Linked DNA regions of Mus musculus: region 2 is linked to region 1. A link is a loop called in an ENCODE intact Hi-C map of the cell type or tissue named here. Cell type or tissue: left cerebral cortex. All regions are shown on one strand. Each heading gives the region's core, and the rest is flanking DNA. Links, peaks and the distances in the headings are about the cores only.

Region 1 (5,510 bases), core at 302-5,301:
CAACGAGAGAAGCAGAGCATCTGAAGGCTCAGAATTGTGGCTGACCAAAGGCTCAAGACCGAGCTCTGGAGTGACTGACACATTGCCTCCAACCCTTCCTTTCCTTATGTAATCTGCTGGCTGGAGATGGGCTTTAAGACAGAATACAAGTCTTTACTTTCTCAGACTGATAACACAGACTAAAGCTATATTAAGATTCAATTCCTATCCCACTTACTGGCTTCTGAAGGGACAGGTAGCATGAACTATATTCTGATTTAAAAGTTTGAGTGCTGTCTAGTTTCTGCTTGGACTTATTTTAGGCTTTTGATCTTTTGTGATTTCTAGAAATACGAAAGCCACAAGCATCTTATTTCTACTTTACTACTGTTTTCATAGCACAGGAGAGAAGAGGGTCTATATTTTCTTGGTTACTTTTCTATTGCTAATGAAGAGAAACCATCACCAAGGCAACTTATAAAAGTATTTGTAGGGAGGAGGGATGTGTTGAAATAGGGTTTCTCTGTGTAGCCCTGGCTGTGCTGGAATTTTCTTTGTAGACCAGGCCGGCCTTGAACTCACAGATTCACCTGCCTCTGCTTCCTGAGTGCTGGGATTAAAGGTGGGCACCACTGTCATTGCTGCCAGTGTCACCACCATCACCAGACAAAAGCAAGCACTTCATTGGGGGCTTGCTTACTATTTCAGAGGGTAAGTCCATGAGTATCACGGTGAGGAGCAGACAAGCAAGGCATGGCACTGGAGCAGTAGCTGAAAGCTACAGCTTATCCACATTTTGGAGGATGAGAGATTAGACCTGGCATGGACTTTTGAAACCTCAAAGCCTTAAACACCTCAGTGATACATTTTCTCCAAAAAGGCAACATTTCCTAATCCTTTCCCAAACAATTTCATCAAGGGACCAAACATAAGCGCCATGCTGGCTGGGTATGGTTCATCTTGCGATGCACACTTTCACACACCAGGAGCCGGGCAACCCTGGTGTACATAGTTGAGCCCCAGTACAGCCAAGGCAATGTAAACAACATAACAAAAAAACACTCACAAACCACAAGTTAGTCTATGGGGGCCATCACCATTCAAAACACTACGTATATAAAAGTTCACTGACATGCATAGCAGTATAAATACCAAATGTGGTACAATTGTGCTCCAACTATTTATACACATCTTAAAACCAGTGTCCATTAAACCACTATAGATTATCAAATTCTATTTTTTGGTCTGGGTATTGTGGCACATTTTTAACCCGAGCACTTAGGAGACCAGACAGGAAAGTTGCATGTAAGTCCCAGGCCAGCCGTGGATAACAGGAGACCATGGATCAAAAGAAGTCCAAATGGACATATAACTGACTTTCCAAAGCATTTTGTCTTCCTACTAGGTCACCACAGACAACACAGGTTTTTTGGAGAGAGGTGGAAGTGGGGGTGGGCAACAGGGATTAAGCCTAAGGCCTTCTTCCCATGCAGGCGAGCTCTCTACCACCAAGCTACCCTCAGTCCTCACAGCACTTCATCCTTTCCAAATCCCGATCTACTCTCTCTGCTGCAAGTCTCAGTCCAAGCTATTGATGAGCTCATTTTCATTCACCCCTTACAGTATTTTTTTGTTGTTTTTCCCCCCAGTCAGAGTTTTTGCTATGTAGTCCATGATAACCTAAATTCTGTTCCTAGCCAGCCTGACCTTGAACTTTCCATCTCCATCCCCTTGTCATGGCCGGTTGCAGTAGGTCAACAAGAACAAGCCTCCATTTCCACATTAGTTTGTATTTTATGTGCGATCTGTACAGTGTTCTCTGAGACATGATCCCAGTACTCCTCAGTGAACATTAATTCTTGTTGTTTTGTTTATATAACTGATTTGGTGAGACTGAATAAAAGCTCCAACCCAGCACCAGTGGCTTGCTCCAGCCTGGCATGCCCTCTTGAAGACCATCTTGGTGTTGGAGCAACAACTAAGGCTGCCTTGGAGCAGAGACCACAACATGGGATAACATTCTCCAATCACAGAGAGACTTCTCAGAGAAACCTGCTTTGTAACCTGGTACATGACACACACCAAAACATGGTTTTTAGGAAATACTGTCTAGAACGACCTGTACCTTCATGTTTTGTTTTAATGTTCTCTTAGCTTTGAAATTCAGATTAAAAATTTCTGTACTAAGCTAGAAGCTGTACAGAAGCAGGGATGCCTCTCTACTGCGACCCAGCCCCACTCCATTCCAGGCCTTCCTCCCAAAAAGCCAATGTGATGCATCAGTTTAAAACTCACTGCTTTCACTGGAGGAAACCCAGTGAAAAAACCCATCATGTCGTTTCGAGGTTTCGAGGTTTCGCTGGAATGCTGCTTACCCACTTCCATTTTCACTTTACTGAGGCTCCCTCACCTTTTAGCAGGCTTTGGCCAAGCCCTCTCCTAAGGAGGCACCCTTACAAATGCTCACCTGGTGTGAACAAACCTTGATGCTCTCTCTGTCTGGCTATCTCTTCCTCAAATGGCTTCCTGGTCTTTGCCCTTCTACTCCCAGAGCCTGGAACACCATCCCAGTCCTACACTACCATTGATACCTAATGTTTACTTAACATTCCGCTGCTGAGTAAGACGCCATCTTAAGTACTTCCCACAGACTATCTGCTTTTACTCTATTAGGCAGGTAAACGCTTCAGGTGGGACGCTGAAGCCTGTAGTTATCAGACAACTTGCCCAAAGTCACGCAGTTCCTGAATGGGAGGGAACGCAGTCTCGTGGACAGTGTCTGAGCCTGCACCCTATGCTCCACTGATCCCATACGGGACTGCAGGGGAGCACTGGGCCAACCGCTCACTGATGCTTATGTCAACGAGAGCCTGCAAGTTAATCAGCTAACATGCTGATTGGCTACGTGGAAGGCTGGAACCGTGACTTCAAGTAGTGTTCAATGAGCAGCGCTGGCGTCACACAAGGTCAAGCTAAAACAAGTCAGAAAAGAAGCAAAGCCCCTTCTTTTGTCCCCAGATGTTGTTCATAGATTGTGACAGAGTAACAAAAAGAATAACCAGTTACTAAGTAGTCAGAAGAGGTTTTTGCCTCTCTTCAGTGACAGAAGTACACACAAATCTCACAGTTGGAAGACTGTCCCAAAACACACGAACCAAATTTATTTATTACTGATGGCAAATACTGAAGGCACAAACTGACATTTTGGGTTTTCTGATTTAATATTCGCTTTATAGTTCATAAAACAAGGCTCTCATATGTGTATGTGTGTGTGTATGCACGTGTATTTAGACCAAGTCTCACTCTGTGGTTTAGACTGGTGCAGAACTCACTTCGTACACCAGGATGGCCAACAATTCGCAGCAATCTTTCTGCCTCAGCCTACAGAGTGTGGGGATTACGGAGTGCGCCACCACTACCAGCAGAGTCTGGGCTTAAATTACCCTCCCATTTTACAGGAGAAGAAACCGAGGCAGCAAGCTCGCCTGCTACACGGCTTGCAACTCTAAGTCTCTGCGGTCACCAACTCCATCCGTGACACTCAGCCCCAGGTTACAGCCAAAAAGTCTGTAACCTGGAGAAAGGCAGACTCCCTTCCTACTTCACTTTCTAATAGGGCGGGTCGGACTGGACGGGACTCCCGGCAGAGCCCCGAGGCTATCCTCCACCTGCCGGTCCCGGCGAAGGGGAAAACTCACCTCTCGACGCCGGAGCCACAGCGCCTGCGAGGTCCGCGGGGCCGCGTCTCCCCGCGGCAGCCGCGAGCCCTCCGTCCGCTGCCCACTTCCGCCGAGCGCCCTCGTGAGCTCGCAGTTGGCTCCGCGCGAGGGCGCCCGGCGGGGCCGCGGGGTCTCCGGGCGCGTGCAGCCGGGGCCGCCACGTGCGGGGTCGCTCGGACCCGCGCGCGCGCGAGCAGGGCCGGGACTGCGCAGGGGCGGGCGCGCGCGCGCGCGCTCTCCCGCCCGAGGCCCCTCCCCCGCGTCCCCTCCCCCCCCCCGCCCTGTCCCGCGCCCCGCCCGCACTCACTGAACATCCCAGGCGGCTCCCGCTGCCCCGCCGCCGCCCCGGCACCGGCTGCTTCCGTATCGGTTGCCCGCCGTAGGACTCCGTACGACGACCGGCTAGCCGGGTCCCCGCGCCCTACGTCCTCCCGCGCTCGCGGTTCTCGGTGGCCGCCCCATGACCGCCTGACGGAGCGGGCACGCCGGGCTAGGCCGCGGACGCGCGACGCCGCCGCGGCCAGGGCGCGCTCGGCGCTCCTCTAGCGATGTCTGCGTGACGCCCCTCCCCGCCCCGAGCCGTTGGCGTCAACGTCTGCCGGAAGCGCCTCCCTCACATGTGGCTCGCCGCCGTGGAGGTCCCAGGTGAGCGGACGGTTGGAGAGTTTGGGTTTCCTCTGCGCCGAGGCGCCAGTTTGGCGGATGCGGACACCAGTCCTAACAGGAGGGAACCGGCTGGAGAGCCGGGATCGGAGGAGCCTCTGCCCGAGGGAGTTCCCGCTATGGAACCCTGCTTGAGGTTCTGAACTGCTTTACCCCGAACTGAAGGAGCTCCACTTGAGAGAACCTTGATCTGAGGGAGACCCACGTTAGAGAGCACCCCGATCTCCTACACGGAGCTCGGACTCGAGGGAGCCCCGATCCAGGTAGTAGGATTTGAAGGTATCATGATAAACTAGAACCACCACCTCCTCCTCCTCCTCCTCCTCCACCACCACCACCACCACCACCACCACCACCACCACCACCACCAAAACCAAACTTTTTATTTGTATGGGTGTTTTATGTACACCCGCAGAGGATAAAAGAGGGGCGTTCCTCTAGAACTGGAGTGGTGGTTGTGAGCCAAGATGTGGGATATTGGGACTCGAACCTGGGTTCTCTGGAACAGCAGTAAGTAATCCTAACCACGGAGTCATCTTTCCAGCCCCCTAGAACATTGATTCTCAACCTTCCTAATCCTGCAACCCTTTGTTCATGTTGTGGTGACACGCCCCCCCCCCCCCCGCCATGAAGTTATTTTGTTGCTATATTATAATTGCAATTTTCCTACTGTTGGAAGCATAATGTGAATAAATACCTGGTTTGCAATCTTGTGGGCGTGTGACCCGCAGGTGGAAAAACCCTGCCCTAAACCCTTCCCGAGGTAGTCAGAGGGCGAGGACAGGAAGGGAGGCCTCTCAGTTCTGAAGGCCTGTAGTAAGCTTTCCAAAGTGCACAGTCTCTTGCCTCAACACAGCAGCGTGGTGAATGTTCTGTCAGGGTTTAAGCTAAGTTGTTTACCATAATGGAAACAAACTTTATGACTTTTAAAAACTCAAAAGGTTTAGCTGGGTTTCATAGCAAGTGTAGGTTGTTAATGTATCCTTTCCTTTGTTACTTGGGATTTTAAAGATTGTATATGGTTTTTGTCTACTGTAGCTGTGTGTGACGAGTTACTGTTACAGTAGAAGTAAGAGCATTTTTATTGAAATTAATGCCTGAATTCTGTTTCTTTCTCTCTTTGCTCCTTTTGTCTGACATTCATGAGGA
Region 2 (5,510 bases), core at 214-5,213, 200 kb before region 1:
ACCTGTAATCACAATACTTGGGAGGCAGACGCAGAACCCCAGGCTACATAGTAAGACCCTGTCTGAAAAGGAAAAGCTATTCAGCTCTCTCCCTCTTTCTCTCCTCTCTGTCTCTCTTTTTAAGTGAACTATTCTGAAAATCATCTTGACAGATTATTTGCCCTTGTTTCTTTATAGAGTTTGCCAGGTTTCATCCTTCCGTTAACCTAATCAACTTCAACAGTCTACTCTTTTTTTTTTTTTTTTTATTTATTTATTATATGTAAGTACACTGTAGCTGTCTTCAGACACTCCAGAAGAGGGAGTCAGATCTCGTTATGGATGGTTGTGAGCCACCATGTGGTTGCTGGGATTTGAACTTCGGACCTTCGGGAAGAGCAGTCGGGTGCTCTTACCCACTGAGCCATCTCACCAGCCCCAACAGTCTACTCTTTAATACACTTAAGATTTGTTCCTGACTGAGGGCGTCCATCCGAATTGGGCGTCGTTATCTTTAGCTCACTGTGTCCTGCACTGGCGCTGACCTCTCTCCTTTTGGGCTGCCTTTCCCTCAGGAGGGCAGCAGACGCTGCATTTTCCTGAAATACGCGTGCCCTTCATGCCGAGCCCTGCCAGCTCTTTAGGTTGTTGCTGTCCGCAGACATTTGGGCTAGCCGTCATCAGAGTCATCTGCTGGCTATCTTATCTTGCTTTGTCCTCAGCTCCTGACTGACCTGGTGACTGATGCATCTGTACAGAGGACTGGCCAGTACCTCAGCCTCACAGCTGTGTGGGATCATTTCTGGCCACCTTCTCTTCTCCTGCTTCAGGTGTTCATTTCCCTGGCTTTACTCTGGGTGCTTTCTGCCCCCTTCCCATCCCTGACTGCATCCATCCTGAGGTCAGAGTTCCTGGCTCTTCAATAAGCCGTGGTCCATACCCTTCCCAGATACCCCGCCCTTCACTCCCAGGTCCAGAGTCTGCATTTGCTGCCACTGTGTCTCTGTGTTGCTAGAAGATGTGCTTTGCAACATCCTGGCCCAGTCTTCTACCAGATCTGCTGCTCTAAGGCTGCAAGCTTTGTAGGGGCTGGTGGTCAGGATTCTGCCCCACCTCAAGGGCACAGACTTCACCAGGGGGCCTTTCATGGTCAGCCTGTGAGGGAGGCTACTGTGGCCTCAACCTTGTTGGCTCACAGGATTTTCCAGCTGGATCTGCCACTCAGTATCTCAAAATAGACTCTCCTTGCATCCTTTGACATCCCTTCCATTGGTCTTCACATCTCAAACTCTAAGCATGAAAGCAAGGAAGCCCTAGATCTTCCATCCTGCCTACCCAAAGCCAAGCACCTGTTCGACCAGAAGAGGGACCCTGGAGGGTGCACAATTCAAGGGCCTCCATCCCTCTATGGCCTGCGGAAATCTCAACTTCAAAGTGGCAACCTGAAGGGAACACTAAGCAGGCATTGTAGAACTTGTGTTCAAAGCTCTCTACTGTGAGGCTGGGTGTCCTGGAAGGGGGCCACCATGTTTGTGTCTCCTTACTGCTTTCTCCTTCCTTGGAGGAAGTGGGCAGCATTCCTGGGAGGATCAGGTCATTGTCTCCTGAAGTCTAGTGCTGGCAGAGTGCAGGTGGTGAATACACGCTCTCTCTCTCTCTCTCTCTCTCTCCCCCTCTCCCTCACTCTCTCTCTCTCTCTCACACACACACACACACACACTTGCATGCACGCACACTTGCACATTGTGGCACTCCCTCATCTTGGGGGTTGGACATCCAGTTTCTGATCAGTTTTATCTTAGCATCGAGTTCCACTACGAGCTCAGAAAAAGAAAATAACAGGATCCCAAGATACAGAGTGGGGCCATGATCTGAGTCTGAGAACAGGACCAGAGTTAAAGCAAAATGGGGTCACAGCGGGCAGAGCTGCACAAGCAGAGGCACTGTTGACCAAGCAAGCCTGAGGTCGTGGGCGCTGGCTGCCGAGCACAGTGTGCAACGCCAATCCGTCATTTCTACTCGGCCCCGACTGCAGACCGTTCCGTGCCTTGGTTCATGGTCCTGCTGTGGGTCTGCTGAGGTCTGGGGAGGAGATGGGGCACTGAGTATCATGTCCTCTGGCTGCTGTGACTTTTTCTGCTCCGTGGAAGGGTGGCTGTGTCTACGCATGGCTGCTGATTGCTTGGTAGCTTTCCCATCATCCATCTGACATTTATCATATGGAAAGTTAAAAGCACGCTTAGCACAAGGCCCCATTTTAGCATTCCTATTTTGGGATACAGACTCTTCCCTGCCTTCGAGCTAATTCCTCCCTGAAGAAACCAGCATTACCTGTGAGTGTAAGAGCCGTGGGATTTTTCAAGAGGATCCTGGAAGGAAATACCCCGAGAATGGAAATTTATCCCACCATGACATGATTTGGGAGGGGACAGAGCTCTCTCTCTCTGTCTCTCTCTCTCTCTCTCTCTCACTCGCTCTCTCTTCTCTCCAGCCATGTAATAAATATTCATAAACTATAAAATTCTTCATCTCAGAACCCCTGTGCTGTTCCTTCCACAACCCCTTGCCACATTAGCAAACATACCCCTCTGCTCTCTGCCTCCTTTCTGTTGATTGGCCGGTAGGTGGGTGGGTGGGTGGGTGGGTGGGTGGGGGAAGGTTGTTTCATGTATTGTTGTTGTTGGTAGGGTCTCACAGATCCCTGGTTAGCTTCTAAAGCCTTAAATAGCTGAAGCGACCTTAAATTCCTGATTTTGCTGCATCCACCTCTGAGTGCTGATGGCTGTCCCATCCCGTTCTCTTTACAGCTTCTTGGTGATTGCTCGGGCACAGCATCGTGGTACTCGGTGTCACTGTCATACGCTGTGTAGTGTCATTGTCAGATGTACAGCGTCATCCGATGCACGGTGTTATTATTTTACTAGATAAGTGAACGGTAGACCCCTTCCTTGCTTTCCTGTGTATCTGCCTACCTTCCCCTGCTCTTAATGTCCCTTGCCTGTGGATTCAGCTGTGTGGCACATGTGTGCAGTGCCTTTGGAGGCCAGAAGAGGGCATCGGATTCCCCAGAAGGTTGTTACCGGCCTTAGGAGTTCCAGGAACTGAACACTGGTCCTCTGCAGAAGGAGCAAGTGTTCTTAACCCTCAGCCGTCTCTCCAGGCACCATTTTGTATCTCCTGAACATCCCCACTTCTCACTAAGTCACCTGAACGTCCCCGCTTCTCATTAAGTCATTCTAGTAGGATTTCTACAATCACATCAGGAAGAGTTGCCCTTTTCCTTTCTTTTTTTTAAAGATTTATTTATTTTATGTATATGAGTACACTGTAGCTGAACAGATGGTTGTGAGCCTTCATATGGTTGTTGGGAATCAAATTTTTAGGACCTCTGCTCATTCCGGTTAATCCCCTGCTTGCTCTTGTCAGCCCAAAGATTTATTTATTATTATACATAAGTACACTGTAGTTGTCTTCAGACACATCAGAAGAGGGCATGAGATCTCATTTCAGGTGGTTGTGAGCCACCATGTGGTTGCTGGGAATTGAACTCAGAACCTCTGGAAGAACAGTCAGTGCTCTTAACCACTGAGCCGTCTCTCTAGCCCACGAGTTGCCATTTTCCTAAAGCCTCCATGTGTAGTTTAGAGCCCAGAAGAAGGAAGGCCTGTTGTACTTGCTCATAACTATGTTATCAGACTCCAAAAACTTGTGACTTTTGAAGGAAGAGGGACACTGGGGTAAGTAGCTGCTGCAGCCATGGCTCTGCCCTCGCAGCTAGGATCTCCCCATGTCCCTGAGGGAGTCTTCCTTCCTGCTGACCGCACCACACCCTCTGTCCACCTTGTACTCGGGTATGCATGCAGCAACTCCCCTCCATGGTTCAAGGTTATGTTCATCCTGACAATTTCTTTGGTTGTTGCTGCTGTTTATCATCACTGTGTGTATATGCATGTATATGTGTATATGCATGTATATGCATGGGGGGAGGGCATATAACGTGTTTCCGTATTTGCACCTTTACCTGGACTCCGAGGATTAGACTTGGGCCATCAGGCTTAGACAGGAAGCACCTTTCTCTGCTGAGCCACCTTGTTTTGAAGCAGGGTCTTACACTGTAGCCCAGGCTAGCCTTGGACTCTTAGTGACCCTCTTGCCTCTGCCTCCCAAGTACTGAGAGCCCAGTTGTGAATTATCATACTCAGCTGATTCCTTTAACGTTAGTGTTCTAAAGACCTCAGTCACTGTGCCTTTTGGTGTTAACTTTCTCTCACAGATGTTTGGTTTCCCTTTGTCCACCTCACCTTTCAGGGTCCCCTTGTGTGTTTGTTTTGTTGGTGGTGGTTTGGTGTGATGAGGGTGTGTGTGTGTGTGTGTGTGTGTGTGTGTGTGTCTCGCTTTGTTGCCTGCTGGTAAGTTTCCTACAGTTTCCACTCCACTCATTCTCCCTTCCCTGTCATCTGTTCCTCGATCTGCCTTGAGTACTGATTTTATTGTTGTTTTTCCAGGCCCCTGTACATGGCAGGCATGTGCTACCACCTAGTCCACGATACATGCCCAGCCCTCTTCTCTCAGTTTTTAATTATGAAACAAAGTTGTCCAGGCTGGATTTGAACTTGTGATTCTCTTGCCTCATCCTCTCAAGTAGCTGGGTGAAAAGCCTGGAGCACCAGGCTCTGAGAGAACTTATGTTCAGTGGTTATCATTTTTCTTCCCAGGCCATCTAGACTATTCGACCCGTTCTCTCAAGCCTCCTGTTCCTTCATTTTTCACTGTGTCTTCATGTTATTTGCCATCCTGATGGCCCCTTACCAGGCTGCTCTTTGGCAGGGCCTGAAGGCGGGGTCTGCACAACAGTGAGGCACTGAGGTACATCCCCACCCCAGTGTCCCTGTTCTCTGTGTGTGAACGCCAAGAACTTCACACAAACGGGATCATTGTTTGGCTTATGTCTCTTATCATAATGTCCTCAGGAGGAGTTTTGTAGTTTTTGGTTGCAAACTTATCTCAGAGGGCTGTGTGTGTGTCGGGGTGGGGGAACCTCTGCGTCTCTAGTAAAGGTGTCGTCCTTCCGAAGCAGTCTGCATTGCTTTCGGGGTTTTTATTGTTGACTTCCTGACTCAGGCTTTACTATCTAGAGTAATTACAGTATTGGCTCATAATTCATTTTCCAAGGGGACAGTTCCCATCCTCCTGAGAGGAGCGAGTGGGTTTCCCAGTTGTCTGGGTACTCCAGACCCCAGCCCCACCCCAGGCTGCACCTGCACTGTTCCAGCAAGGCACCGTTACTCCTGGCTTCCTAAACACTCTTACCATTCTTGGATATTTGGCCAAAGTGATTTCAGACAAAATGCTTTCTGTTTATAATCTCTTAGCTTTCTGAGCTTCCGTGTTCTTGCATTGAGATCATGTATCTTTCCCGTCCTTTCTCCATCACGGCACACTAATGTGTCCCCCTCTGGCCCGGCGTGGCAATGGTACAGTCTGGTACAGACGGTAGTTTATGGAGGATAGTTCAGCAAATCTGAACCAAA

The links. Peaks named below come from ENCODE experiments on the same cell type or tissue, not always from the same donor. Only the 100,000 strongest peaks of a DNase experiment are listed, where the experiment ranks them.
Region 2: a loop joins it to region 1, with 2.9 times the contacts of the local background. A loop is called at or near these places in 1 of 42 quality-filtered maps.

The regions. Positions count from the first base shown.
Region 1 is chr8:124,017,184-124,022,693 of GRCm38, forward strand. Taf5l (TATA-box binding protein associated factor 5 like) reads right to left here and starts at 4,214. Exons shown (of 5, transcript NM_133966.3): 1 at 4,006-4,214. Urb2 (URB2 ribosome biogenesis 2 homolog (S. cerevisiae)) reads left to right here and starts at 4,314. Exons shown (of 10, transcript NM_001368414.1): 1 at 4,314-4,343. It overlaps Mir1967 (microRNA 1967), which reads left to right and starts at 5,458; the gene lies at 5,458-5,510. In left cerebral cortex, for the core only: no CTCF peak of the experiment used is centred there; DNase peaks (open chromatin) are centred at 3,414 and 4,250; H3K4me3 peaks cover 2,365 bases; H3K27ac peaks cover 1,138 bases.
Region 2 is chr8:123,814,925-123,820,434 of GRCm38, forward strand. The region is part of intron 1 of Rab4a (RAB4A, member RAS oncogene family); the gene reads left to right. Among named protein-coding and RNA genes, the nearest start is that of Rab4a, 12 kb to the left of the region's middle. In left cerebral cortex, for the core only: a CTCF peak has its summit at 3,035 (motif pointing right); a DNase peak (open chromatin) is centred at 2,199; H3K27ac peaks cover 2,154 bases.